Linked DNA regions of Homo sapiens: all the other regions are linked to region 1. Evidence: chromatin contacts called from ENCODE Hi-C or POLR2A ChIA-PET data. All regions are on one chromosome and are shown on one strand. The core of a region is the stretch at or near the end of the contact, and the rest is flanking DNA. Distances in the headings are between cores, read along the strand shown.

What was found. A loop is a pair of places that touch in the nucleus more often than their neighbours do. ChIA-PET counts read pairs that join two places held with the same protein, here RNA polymerase II (POLR2A).
Region 2: a loop to region 1 is called in a map with no recorded cell type, with 5 times the contacts of the local background. The contact joins the promoter of ELF5 here to the enhancer-like site in region 1. A Hi-C loop is called at or near these places in 1 of 37 single-sample maps with no recorded cell type. POLR2A ChIA-PET finds 5 or more read pairs at or near these places in 2 of 52 experiments (PC-3 and activated T-cell).
Region 3: a loop to region 1 is called in a map with no recorded cell type, with 2.4 times the contacts of the local background. The contact joins two enhancer-like sites. A Hi-C loop is called at or near these places in 1 of 37 single-sample maps with no recorded cell type.

What each region holds. Positions count from the first base shown.
Region 1 is chr11:35,176,813-35,181,170 of GRCh38, forward strand. CD44 (CD44 molecule (IN blood group)) reads left to right here. Exons shown (of 18, transcript NM_000610.4): 3 at 3,462-3,595. Among named protein-coding and RNA genes, the nearest start is that of SNORD164, 16 kb to the left of the region's middle. Within about 2 kb of position 2,250, at least 8 of the 41 ENCODE cell types and tissues checked have a DNase peak (open chromatin) inside an H3K27ac peak, as active enhancers do; they include PC-3, where a contact is called at or near this core.
Region 2 is chr11:34,511,225-34,515,582 of GRCh38, forward strand. It overlaps ELF5 (E74 like ETS transcription factor 5), which reads right to left and starts at 2,570. Exons shown (of 7, transcript NM_001422.4): 1 at 2,453-2,570.
Region 3 is chr11:34,584,751-34,589,108 of GRCh38, forward strand. No RefSeq gene overlaps it. Among named protein-coding and RNA genes, the nearest start is that of LINC02707, 16 kb to the left of the region's middle. Within about 2 kb of position 2,246, at least 5 of the 41 ENCODE cell types and tissues checked have a DNase peak (open chromatin) inside an H3K27ac peak, as active enhancers do.

The DNA of each region.
Region 1 (4,358 bases), core at 1,000-3,499:
GGCTCCTTTCCCACAGCTGAATGGATTATTGCCTAAGGAGTCAACCCCACGTATTAATTTGGCCAAGTCAATCTGCAACCTGTATGACAACTGGAGTTTAAAGTCAGCTAAAGACACCTTTGTGAATCATAGAGCGGGAACCCAGAGGAAGCCATTAGGGGTCCTCTCGGCTGGAATCCTCTTGTCTAACCTGCTTCCACAGAGCTCTCCTGGCTTTGAAGAAGCTGCAGTATCATTGTCAGAACCACAAGAAAACATAAACCAAATAACAGTGTTTGAAATAAATATGTGGCTGTTAGAGTCTTGGCCCTGCAGACTTGGATCAAAGCAGACTTTTCAAACTACTCTCTCTTACTCTCTCTTAAAAAAAATTTTTTTTGGTTTCTCTTCTATGTTTCTCTGGTTTGAAAAAGTAAATAAAAAGGCATGAAAGTTATTAAGCTATATTATATTAAGATATATTATTTTTGGGAGCCCTGAGAGGGCTCCTACCAGTTATTCTAGAGCTGCATAGAGCCTTCCTCAAACTATGGCTCCAAGCAAGATAATCACAACAAGCAAGGACTTTATTTTTTGAATTTCCAATGGCCTTGCGGTAAGCGGTGCACAAGAAGAGCAAGCCACGGTGGCAATCACAGTGAATTGTTGTGGTTCGATTTGTTTTCACTAGAAGAGGACTGAGTAACCTCTGCAACTGCTCTGAAGTTTCTACCCCAGCCTGTAGCTGTGCTTTTGCAGTGTCTTTAGGTAATATGATTCCCCTTTCTCTGCAACACACACTCACATGCACACAGACTGCTTTTGAAAAGTCAAGCTGCAGAACTCTACGGAAACCATGAAGTGTAAGTTAAGTGCTTCTATCCTCCAACACTGGGTACAGTCATGCACCCACATTATGAGTGATGGCTGAGACTCTTGCTGAAAGGGAAAAGGAAAGTCTTTTGCCTAAAATTGCCCTGTCTGATATGGTAGCCACTAACCACATGTGGTGACTTACACTTAAACTAATTAAAATACTAAAATTAAAACTTTAGTTCTTCACTAGCACTAACTACATTTTAAGTGCTCGGTTAGTCACCGATGGCCAGTGGCTACTGTACTGGATGACCCAGGTTAGAGAACATTTCCATCATTGCAGAAAGTTCTATTGAGGAGCACTGCTCTAAAATAAAGAGCAGATGTACATAGACATCTGTATGTGTTCAGAGCTAGGTCTGGGGGAATATGAAAGGAGCAGAGAGAGGGAGAAAGCTCTGGTGGCTACTGAACTTGCACTGTAGGATGCAATGAAAAAAGGCCATTTAGCAAATCCATTATTCTATTCCCAAGGCTAATTGTTTAATTATGGCCCTGACTAGGCCACTGGCCTAAGAAAGTGAATTTAGTAAGCTGAACTTTGATTGTGAAATACAAACAAGGCATACTTGCAAAATATAGATATGCTGCCATGTGCTGAGGACCAGGGGAGTTCTTACAACTGCCACTGGCCAATCATCAAGCACTTAGATGCTGGGAGCCCTACTGCCCACCTGGCCAAACCCCTCACTTAATCCTCAAACTGCAGTATTGGTCAATATTATCACCTCATTTTATGGATGAAGCAGCCGAGGCTTAGCGAATTTGCACACACAGCCTGCCTATGGAGGAGTTAGGATTCTGGTTCTGCTTAGCCTCAGCCCAGGACAGGATTTTAATGACCAAGTCCTCCTCAGGGGCTTAAAAGGGGAGGAAAGTATGCTTCCTGGATTTGCTGAATATTCTTTCCTCCTTGTGAACAGTAACTTACTCATGCCACATACACACATATAAACTTTAATATCCCCAATTTACAGTTAGCATGACCCATAAAACCGGTAGGCAACATGAGGTGGCAAAAACTCAGTAATAGCTTACAAAGAGAATGCAATAGATTCTAGAATGTTGGTGTTATCCATACTTGATGACATGATGTGATGGGGGTGAGTTGGTGGGTAGGTTCACCAAGAAGTATTATTTAGAAAAACTGTGCCAAAGAAATCTATCATTTCACCCATAACTGGTATTAAGTATTGCAAAACTCATTTCCATAATTTCTCTCAGGTAGCTATGAATCAGCTTTCTGCCACAGGACAGATGGCAGAGTCTCATGGGTTAGGATAAAACCTTAGCAGCTACTCTCTTTTGTCTGCCCCACCCTGATTGGTAGCAACTCTTAGATATATGAAAACTTATTACCATTTAATTGTGCCCACACCCCCTGCCAAGCTAAGGAGGCTTTGGGGAAACCAGTTTGTCTGTTCAGATGAGAAATTAGTCATGCGAGCTACAATTGCCACATAGGTAGGAGTTCTGTGTGCTTGGAAACTTCAGACTCACAGACATTTCCATGGGTCGTGCAGGGTGATGCACTCCATGCTGTTGCCCCTGGCAGGAAAGATGAAAAGCATCAATGTGCATTTTAGCCAGAATTGCATTTTGAAAAACCTGCTGGATTTAGCTTCCTCCTCTCTGCCCTCCTGCTGCACCACAGCTTCCCTTGCACATGGCATTTTCTCAGCCCACATCTCATTTTTTGAGGCATTTTATATTCAAAAAAAATTGTGTTTTTAGCACAATTAAAAAATAAGCAAGTTTTTAGCCACCAGGATGCTGCTAGAAGAGGCTGGGCTGTGTATGTTGTATCTGTATGTCGTATCCAGCTGTAACACACTCCCAGAGATACCTTGGTGGGGAGAGAGGGGCTATGCATTTCTCTGGCTGTGCTACTTCTGGAAAGTTCCTGAGCTACATGAGCCGTTGCTATCTGCTTACTTAATTGCTATGACTCCCATTGTAATGATGGTTAATTTATTCCCACTGGCAATAGAATTATGCCTGCAATGCTCAGGAGGCAGTGTGCTGTGCTGTGTACTTGGCATATAAACAAGGCTTCATGTTTAGGGCAATGGAGTATGGAGTAAGGGGACTCACAGGAAAAGTTGTGGCTGAGAAAGAAGTGGGGGAATGGGACATGAGGCAGGTCTGGAATGTGTGCACTGAAATAAAGAAGCACCCCTTCCTATCTATGGAAGCTGGCCATTTTGTGTATTTTCTGGAAAACATGAAGGTATTCCAGAGCCAGCATGAATCTTACATCAAAACTTCTCTCTTCTGTGACTCAGGCTTCCTTCTGTTTGTTCAAATAGACTCAACACTGCTGAACACAAATTTTAACTGAAACTAATTATTCCTTTCATGATTTTTTTTTAAAGCTCTTTATAGGTCTCTAAATAAAATCACTTTGTTTCTATCAGTCTTGTTGATCTCTTTCCCTCTCTATGCTGTTATTTTTGGATTTCAAATAACTCGGTTGTTGAAACCTCCGATATCCCTAGGGGTGAACTGAATGAAGTGTTGCACGGCATTAAATGTCATTGAATGGGATATTATGAAATTCCCATCTTAGCCATTTAGGTCAATATCCTGTTGTTTTTCTCTTACAGGTATGGGTTCATAGAAGGGCACGTGGTGATTCCCCGGATCCACCCCAACTCCATCTGTGCAGCAAACAACACAGGGGTGTACATCCTCACATCCAACACCTCCCAGTATGACACATATTGCTTCAATGCTTCAGGTTGGTTCTCAGGGGGGTGTCTGTTGGCGTGAAAGGCTGTGGGAGCCTGGTCTTTGGAGCTCAGCTTAAGTGGGGATTCATGTAGCCTCCATTTACATAACAAATGCTCACTGAATATCTGTACAGCAGAGCCAACATTCCTGTCTCCATGGAGCTTACATGCTAAATTGGGGAGGCAAACAATAAACAAATAAATATTAAATACCATTCAGGACTGTCCAATCTTTTGGCTTCCCTAGGTCACATTGGGAGAAGAATTGTCTTGGGCCCCACATAAATTACACTAAAACTAAGAGTAGCTGATAAGCTAAAACACAAACAAAAATCACACAAAAAAAATCTCATAATGTTTTAAGAAAGTTTACGGGTTTGTGTTGGACCACATTCAAAGTCATCCTGGACCACACAAGGCCTGTGAGCCGCAGGTTGGACAAGCTTGCCCTATATGAAGTCTGAAAGTGATAAAAGTGCTATAAAAAAGAAAGCAAAATACGAGGCTAATGAGTGCTAGGGATGCTTTTATTTTCTGAGAAGGTGGTCAGGGAAAGTGCCTCCTGGACTGTTCTGAGAATATCAGTGCTCAGAAGGGAGAATGCCAAGGAATAAAGTCAGAGAGCTAAGCAAGGGCCAGCTAACGGGGTGATTCATTCTCAGTGTGATGGGAAGTCATTACAGGTTTTGAATAAGGGAGTGACATGAATCTAATGATAGCTTTGGGGTGTAAGTCAAATGTCTTAGCTGAGAGGTATTTATTATATGAGAG
Region 2 (4,358 bases), core at 1,320-3,819, 670 kb before region 1:
AGACTGAACTTTTAGTGCTGAAAAAGCTCCCTGATTTCCTCTTCTCCCTTTTCTCCTGTGCCCACTGCCTTCTACCCCAGTTGGAGGTAGATACCTCAGGACAACTGGATATTCTTTGCCCAGCCTAGCTGGGTACCTTAAACACTCTGGACCCTCACTCACTGCCCACCGATAGATCCGTGGAAGCTGGAATCAGTTTCCCCCAAATGTAGTCATCATTCTAGCTGCCTAGTAAGTAGGAAAAGCTCAAGAATGATTAACACAAGGTGGTGGAATCAGGTGGGCTCACTTCACACATGAGAAAGTTGGCTGCAGGTACCTGTGGGAGTGAGGCAGAGATGGCATGGAAGCTGAGGTCCCCAGATGCCTCCAGTGGCTTCTGAACCCTTCTCAGAGCTGGCTCACACACCAAATGCACACAGAGAGGGTCCACCGAGTTGGAGGGACAGGCCTGTGGGCTTCTCAGTGTCACACAAATCAGAGGCAGCAATAACAGGTGTGGCTCCCATGGCCTGAGCAACCCGGCACCCCTGCTCAGCCTCCCAGAGAGAGGGGAAGGAGCAAACCACTCAGCCTTGGCCAGTTTGCCAGAGGAGGAAAATTCCTTCCTGACTCTGGTGGTGATCATCAACTTCACTCTGGGCATGTGACCAAAAATTGGCCCAATTAAGCATCTACACATTGGCTGTTTACGGGCCAAATCATCACTGGGCAGAACTAGGCCATAGGGTGCAAAATATAGAAAAAAGTGGCCAAGATTGGGCTTCCTCAACCCCACCCTCTGAGTGGTATCATTGGGAAGAAAATCGGTTTTCCTTCCTTAAAGCCTCAGTGATACCCAAATGTCCACTCCGTCCCAAGACTTGTGAGCAAGGGAGGGTCAATTTCCCAGCCCTTGGACCTCCCTAAGAAGGGGCCCACTGAGGAGAACCCAGTGGAGTATTTCAACACTTACTGCTAAAGAAAGATTGAGGGTTGGGTGCTTGAGGGTTTGTTCTTCTGAGAGGAACCCTAGCAACTGTGAGAACCAATTTGCTGACCTCTTGTCAAGTGATTCCTCATTTTTCTTTAGCTCGCTTAGGGAGTTTGCGTGTTTGTTTGTTTGTAGCTGTTTTTCTGAAGGTGCAGCGAAGATCCAAAAAGGTATGCCATGTAGTTTGCTGTAGGCTTCGATGCAAAGCTTACCAGTTTTGGATTACATATATCAGGGGTTAAATCCTACCTCTGCTGCTGCGAACGTGGGGCACATTTCTTACTACCCAGACTGCTGAAATTCTTAAGCTTTTTTTCATATAGATGTGGTATATAAATATTCATGCCCCTCTTCGAACTACGGTTTCCTCATCTCTAAAATGGGGATTTTTTTTTTTTTAAATCATGCAATCCGATATATGCAAAGGACGGGGCATAATACATATATTCAATCCTGTTTTAGAGGGAAAAATCAGCCATCAACAATGTATCTAAAAATTTGCCACTCTGGTGACTTCTGAAAAAGGGAGATGACCAAACTGAAAACTCCGGCCCGAGAATACCTTAGATTATGAAAAACAGTATTGCAGAGAACACGAAGACAACAGAATCAAGCGTTCACTCGGATGGGCAAACCACCCCTTTCCCTGGGTCTCTGGACTAGACTGAACCACAGAGCTGCCTCCCTAAGTCATCTAGCCTTTCTGGCCTCAGTTTCCTCATCTGTAACATGAAGCGATTGCACCTAGTGATGTCTGACACACTTTCGGGCGTACAAAAGGCATCCACACGCAGGCCCGGCTTCAGCCTGAGGAGGGAGCTTGTGCTACCTGTCGCTGTCAGCAGGGGGCAACCCCACAGAAACCCCACACACTGCAGAGTCTGACAAGGCCTGAGAACACAGTGGAAAAACGCTAACCATTGCTTTTCTGGAAGCATTCTCTTCTGGGGAGATGTCAGAGGGCAAATGGGTTTCTTTTAAAACTGTTTTGTACAAATTCCTGAAAATGCCCCAAACTATAATAAGGGAGTTCTCTGTATCGAGGGGGTGGGGGACAGTGGGCAGGCCGGTGGGGAAAGGAATTCAGTCAGGGGAGAAGGGTAGGTGGGGGGCTTTCCTTGAAGCTGAATATTTTTCTGAGTAAAATCCAGCTTCCCTTCCTAAAGAAGCTTTAGGGAGGATAGAGAACTGAGCGCCTGGGCGCGTTCTCTTAATTCCCCTTGGTTCAGCTAAGGGATCCAGAGGGAGTGGTGGCTGTGAGGAGGGCTGGTGGCCACACGGCCTGCGGAGGCAAGCAGGTCTCTCTGAGGCAAGCCGTCACATCCGTGTCAAACAGCTCCCGGAGGCCCTGGGACTGCACCCAGCGCAGGTGCCGGCCCTGGAGCTGGAGATGGACGAGCAGACCCAGGCCCCAGGCCGAGCCTCTGAGCCCTGACACCCCTTACGATTCATCCAAAAAAGCAAAGAAAAGGCGCTTACGTGAGGGCAGCGGTGGCTAGGTCCAAAGAGGAGGCTTTCAAGGCAAGAGAAGGCAGGCGCTCCCAGCACCAGCGTGCAGTGGAAATAAAGACACCTGTAGCCTTGTGATATAAGTGACACCTACAGACAGGTCCGTTTGGTTTTTCAGGTTTACGCACAGCCCCTTTGATGACGGTGACATACAGTGTGACACGGCTCCTTGGAGGGGGGGAAATGGTTCTCATATGCAGAAAGTTTACCTTTATCCTGCTTTTGTGCGCAGCTCACCCCTGCCCTGCAACCCCCCACTCCCAGCCCAGGGGACTCAGTAAACAAGCAGAAAATTCTTGTCCCTGGGAGCTGTGCGGGGATCGTGCGTTTGGTGAGGAATTTTCCTCTGTGCAAGCTGGAGGGGAAACACAGAGATTCCACCCTGGTGCCGGTCTGCGCTGCCTCTCTCCCAGGCTGGCTGAGCCCAGTGCTTTTGTAAGATCATGTCTTTCTCCGTTTTTCCCATGTGGTGAGAAGGAAGAGCATTATAGGCCCAGTGTTAAGACCTCAGGTTTTGCAGCTAGTTGCCTTTAGATTCAAATTCAGTGTCCATCATTTCCTAGCTGTGCTACCTAGAAAAATGTAGCTAACATCTCTGGGCTTCATGAGTGTAATGTAAGTGATGGGGCCTCTCCTCATGTGGATGCCAGCTCTCAGGTGTCTCGCTGAGAACTGCCCGCTTTTTAGTACTTCTTCGTGACAACAGAAACTCTGCCTAATTTAGGCTGCAAAGCACAGTGTCCCAGGTCATCTATGAGACAGGTATTTATAACCCTGTGCCTTTTTGCATTCTGCTTCTAGCCATCTTGGGCAGCCGAGATGTTGTATTCAAATGGCAGACTCCAAGCTTTAAAGCGAAAGCAAGGACTGGTTTGTTATGTTTTCTTGGGATCACCGGGCATGGTTACAAACACACAAATACAAATACGCATATAGTCTGCAGAAACAAAAGGCAGTTCGTGAGAGGATTCGGGGTGTCATCATGGAAAAATTGTTGAAGGAAGATAGGTGACTGCCTAGACCCCTATCTTGGCTGGGTAACCTGGACTTCTCTGGGCTTCATTTTTCCCCAGTGGCAAAAGGAGGAAGTGGGATTGAAATAGTGATTTTTTTCAAACTGTGACTTGAGGAACCCCAGGGGCTCCCTGGAGCCCTTACAAGGACTTTTGCGGGTGAGAGGATGGGAGTGGAGTAGAGTGGGTTAGGCTCTAGACCACCCCGTTCCTTCCTGACTCAATAAGAGCATCTCAGCTTTTATATAAATCTTCCGGGTAAGATTTCATTTGAACAAAAGAATCTGCCCTTAGAAAGGGTTTGCAAGTAACTGGATTACATGGTCTTTGGGCCTCTTTCAAGCTTTAAAATTCTGTACTTCTCTTCCTCTTTGGTTTCTAGGGGACTGTGCACTGTGATAGTCCCACACACTGTGTTTTCCATTGTTGGGCACTGGCCTATCTTGTCATTGATTTCTGAAATGTTACCAGTGTTTCTTTCTGAACATATACATTCTTCTCAGTGGAGAGGTTTTTAGGGAAAACATGTTATTCTGATACTGTTTTTAGAAAGAGTCTTTTGGGCTGGGCGCAGTGGCTCATGCCTGTAATCCCAGCACTTTGGGAGGCCGAGGCAAGCAGATCATGAGGTCAGGAGTTCAAGACCAGCCTGGCCAACCTGGTGAAACCCCATCTCTATTAAAAATACAAAAATTAGCTGGGCGTGGTGGTGCACATCTGTAATCCCAGCTACTCAGGAGGCTGAGGCAGGAGAATCGCTTGAACCCAGGAGGCGGAGGTTGCAGTGAGCCGAGATAACGCCATTGCGCTCCAGCCGAGGCAACAGAGTGAGACTCCATCTCAAAAAAAAAAAAGAGTCTTTT
Region 3 (4,358 bases), core at 996-3,495, 590 kb before region 1:
GATGATGCCAAAGTTTTTGACCTGAGAAACTGGAAGAATGGAATTTCCACTTACTATGATGGGAGAGGTTGTGAAAGGATGACTTAGGGGTTGGAGAAAACCAGGAGTTTGGATATGGGCCTTAGATATTGCCATGCAGATGTTGAGTAGACAGCTGCACATATGAGTTGGGAGTGCAGAGGGAGAGGCTGGGGTTCTGGGTATCAGTATATGAATCATCTGTGTCCACATGGCATTTAAAGGCATGAGACCAGGTGACCCCCCTTATAGAAAGATTAGATCCAAAAGAGTAGTGGTCTGAGGACTGGGCTTTAGGCCCTGATGCTCAGAGGTGAGGACCCAGGAAAGGAGACACAGAGAATCCTCTTTGTCAGAGCATTACAAAAGGGCTATTTGGAAATAGTTCAGGTGGTGACTGGGTGAAAAGCCCTTCGAACAGCCTCAAGGACCCAGGCTGGTGGACTGCTGGCTGAGTCCTGTTGTGCCTCAGAGGATATTGTAATATTTGGAAAAATTTCTCCAAGTCAAATTTAAATTAACATGAATGTCATATGGCTTTTTGGTACGTCCTACAGTCAAGCAAATAACAATTGGATAGGGTAGCTGCAGGAAGACTGGGTGTCTCTACAGTGGTCAAGTTGGAAGAACAAAGAATGAGTGATTGATCTTTTGCTACTCCCCAAGGGGAGAAGCCACTGATAGCTTCCTTGGAAGCACTTTGTATCTCACCTGCCCCAGAGTAGATTAAATATTAAGTTTCCTCCCTTCTTTCAAGTCCTAGTGCTGCCATTGATAGTGCTGTGACTTCAGGAAAGTTGCTTAACTTTTCCAAACCTCTATTTCCTCATTACTAATGAGTAATAATTCCCACCATAGGGTGTTTATAAAGATTAAATAATTTTAAATATGTTGAAGCATGTAGTGAACTGCAAAGCAATATGCAAATATAAGAGGTGGAAATGACTATGCCTATAATTACGTGGCTCAATTTACACAATAATAGATTTTCACACTTTGCATAAATAATGAGGGTTTTTATACTCAAGTCACTGAACTTACTATCTTCAGGATCCAAAATCCCCAAACAGAAGGCATCCCCTACTGTTAGCTCAAATAGCTCTTGCTGGTTTAGAGAGTTAATGCAAGCCCCACTGCCTCCTGAGCTGGAAACATGAAACAGAAGTTTCAGTTCCCTAATCAATCCATTCTTTCTTCCTCTGGCTTCTGATAGGCCTCCTCCTTATCTTTGTAAACCCTGTAGCTGGTTGCTAGTTGAAAGTGCCTCTGATCTCCCTCTTCTGCCTCCCATGATGTTGATAAAAAGCACGAGGGCACATGCAGGATGAAAACGATCGTGGTCCTGCCAGCCTGAATTATTAAAGCATTTCAGTCCTAAGTATGAGGTGTGTATATGTTGGGGTGTGGAGTGAGTTGTGGAGATGAGAGACAGCTGAATTACATAAAGTTGAGAAGATCTGAGTTCTAGTCTTGAAATTCACAAGCCATCTCTATACAATAGTTCCGTTACTCAGTAAAGTAAAAGCATTGGATCTAAGCTTTAAGGACCCTTCTAGTTCTTTCTGATTGGAATTGTGTGACTTCATCTTTTGTGGGTTAGAAACTCATCACTCTGTCCAGTTATTTCTATATTATGCCACCAGATGGCAATGTTTCCTTAACCCCAAAGAAAGTTTTCATTCTGGTAAAAAGTCAAGTTTTGTTGCCAACTTTTCCCCCTCTGAACGTGCAAAAGAATGATTTTCCGAAGCTGTGGAGGAAAGAAAGAACTCTCCTTCTGAACATCTCAGGTGGTTTATGCTGGAAACAGACAGGACCCTGTTTAGAGAAGATCTCTCTTTTCTTCGTGGACTGGGAACTCCAGTTGGAATGATGTCTCCTGTGATTGCGTATGGTGGGAGGTGGGAGATGTTGGAATTGGCGTGTCCTCAGGAGGCTTGGGGGTGGGGGAGATGTGCCCTAGCTGGTGGGCCTGCATGAGCCCTGCAAAACTCTGACTTATAGAGGGGCATCAGATGCCAAGTTTTACCAGACCATGCAGAACTAGGAATTGCCAGATGCACTCATAGGGCAGCTAAAATGGTCCTGGCAGAATCAGACTCTTTCGCTCATAAAGGTCAGAGACGCAAGAAAGCGACATAAAGTCCAGCCCTTTTCTTGTGCAGATGGGGAAATTGAGGCCTAGAGCAGGTCAGCTGTCCTGATTCTATCTCCTTGCCAAGTTACTTTGTATTTAAACATTTCAAGTAGACTTTTCAATCATCTCATCTTGCTGTGTTCAGCTAGCGCACCTTGTTAAGCCTGTTGGCCTCCGGGCCTGCCAAGCCCCTGCATCTATACACACCAGGGCATGCTGCATGCGCTCAGTGAGACTTCAACAGCTGACTGATTCGTTCAAACCTATCAAACAGCAGACTTAGCTAGTTGGGGAGAAAAGTCATTTAAAGTAATTGCTTATTAATCTGCAAAACAAGTCTCATAGCAGGTTTTTATTTTATTTTATTTTTTTTTTTGCTTTTAACAACGATATAATAACAACAAACATTTGTTTAGTGTTTCCTGTGGACCAGGCTCTGTGTTAAGCACTTAACATCACTATATCATGCACTTTTGCTAATAAAGCTGTGAAATAGTTATTACTATTTCTGCTTTACAGCTGCAACAGAGACTCAGAGAGGTTAGGTAACTTGCCCCAGGTCACAGAGCTGGAAGGAGCAGAGCCAATATTCACACCCTGATTTGCGTAATTCCAGATTTGATCTTCTAGCTTCTATGCTGTGCTGCCTCTTCATGACAGTTTTTCTCATGTACAGGATCTGATGCAGAAACTTATCGGAGTTTCTTACCGGAGCACCAGTCACCTCTCATCATTTTCCTGTTTTGACGTGAAGGCTCAGTGATAGTGAGCAGGCTCAGGGTCTACAGAGTTGGTGATATCAGCATCACACAGGACATTCAGAATGTTGACTCCAGGGATGTTGAGAGATACTCCTGCACAAAGCTGCCAGCACCCGTGTCCAAGAAACACTCAGAATCTAGGTCTCCTTGTATATTTTCCCCACTACCTGCAAAGGTAAAGAGGAACAGGCAGTGCTGGGACCGAGGGAGCGACAGTCCTAATGGAAGCTAGTGTGTTGAGAGTCTCCTCTGTGTCATGCTCTGAGCGACATGTTTTATATGCACGATCTCATTTAGACCTTGTGACAGCATGTTGTAGCAAGGACCCCATCATCACAGGGGGCAAATGTCTGCAGTGCAGAAAGTCGTCCTGAAGAAATGGATGTCAGATAAAAACAGTCTTCATAAATCAATGATCCTGTTTTACCTCAAAAGTGCATGAAATGGAAATGGAAATATCTTGTGAAGATGTAGACAAATGACGGTCATTGCCCAGAGCAGTAGTTACTGTCAGAAAAAGAGATAAGGATTTCCAGTCTGACAGACTGGATTCCTGGCTCAACACCACCCCCTTCTAACCATGTGACCTTGGGCAAATTACCTAACCTTTTCTGAGTCTCAATTTCCTCATCTTCCAAAAGGGGATAATATCATATATGTTCCAAGATTGCTGTGAGTATTAAATGAGATGATGTATGTAAAGTACCTGGCCAGCAGTCTCTGGCACATAGTAAGTATTCAATAAAGACTAATGGTGGAGATGAGTATAGGGGCTACTAATGCCCATCCTTACTCCAGAGACTTCTTTCTGACCATCATGAGGCACTTTTGAATATCTAAACCCATTTAAAGCCCACTTTTCTCTATGGCTGGCCATTTCTGCCTATTGACAGCTAATTTGCCTCATCCTACAGGACACCTTCCATGTTTCCCCAGACTCCAGAAATCAGGTATTAAATTATCAGGGCTTCAGGAGCCATGGTCTATGATGAGTTTACTACCTGTGCCCAATAAATGTTTAAGAAATAAATAAGAGCCAATATAACTATAAAGACCAAGAGCCAAAATAAGTCTCTTTGCTTGCGCTTTAGATCTTAAGAGTCCTTTATATTCAAGCTGCTCAGAGTCAAACGTGTGCCTAATAAACATTCTACAAAGGTCCTGGCGTGGTGTGACCAAAGGAAGAGAGAGGGCTCCAGTGTCTGTCACTGGGAGACCAGATGGACAGCCACGTGGGGCAGGGCCACTGGTGCCACATGTCCAGGTCTGTTAAGCCCTATGAAAGACACTTGAGTCAAAATGTATTTCTATCTAAGAAAGAAGACTATAAATGGAAAAGGGAGAGGGGAGAAGACCTCTCAAGGGCATCTCCCTCTAGAAGTAGAGATTGTGAATCTGCAGCAGAAAGGTTTTAAACAAGGGATAGCAGAATGCCTGGATGG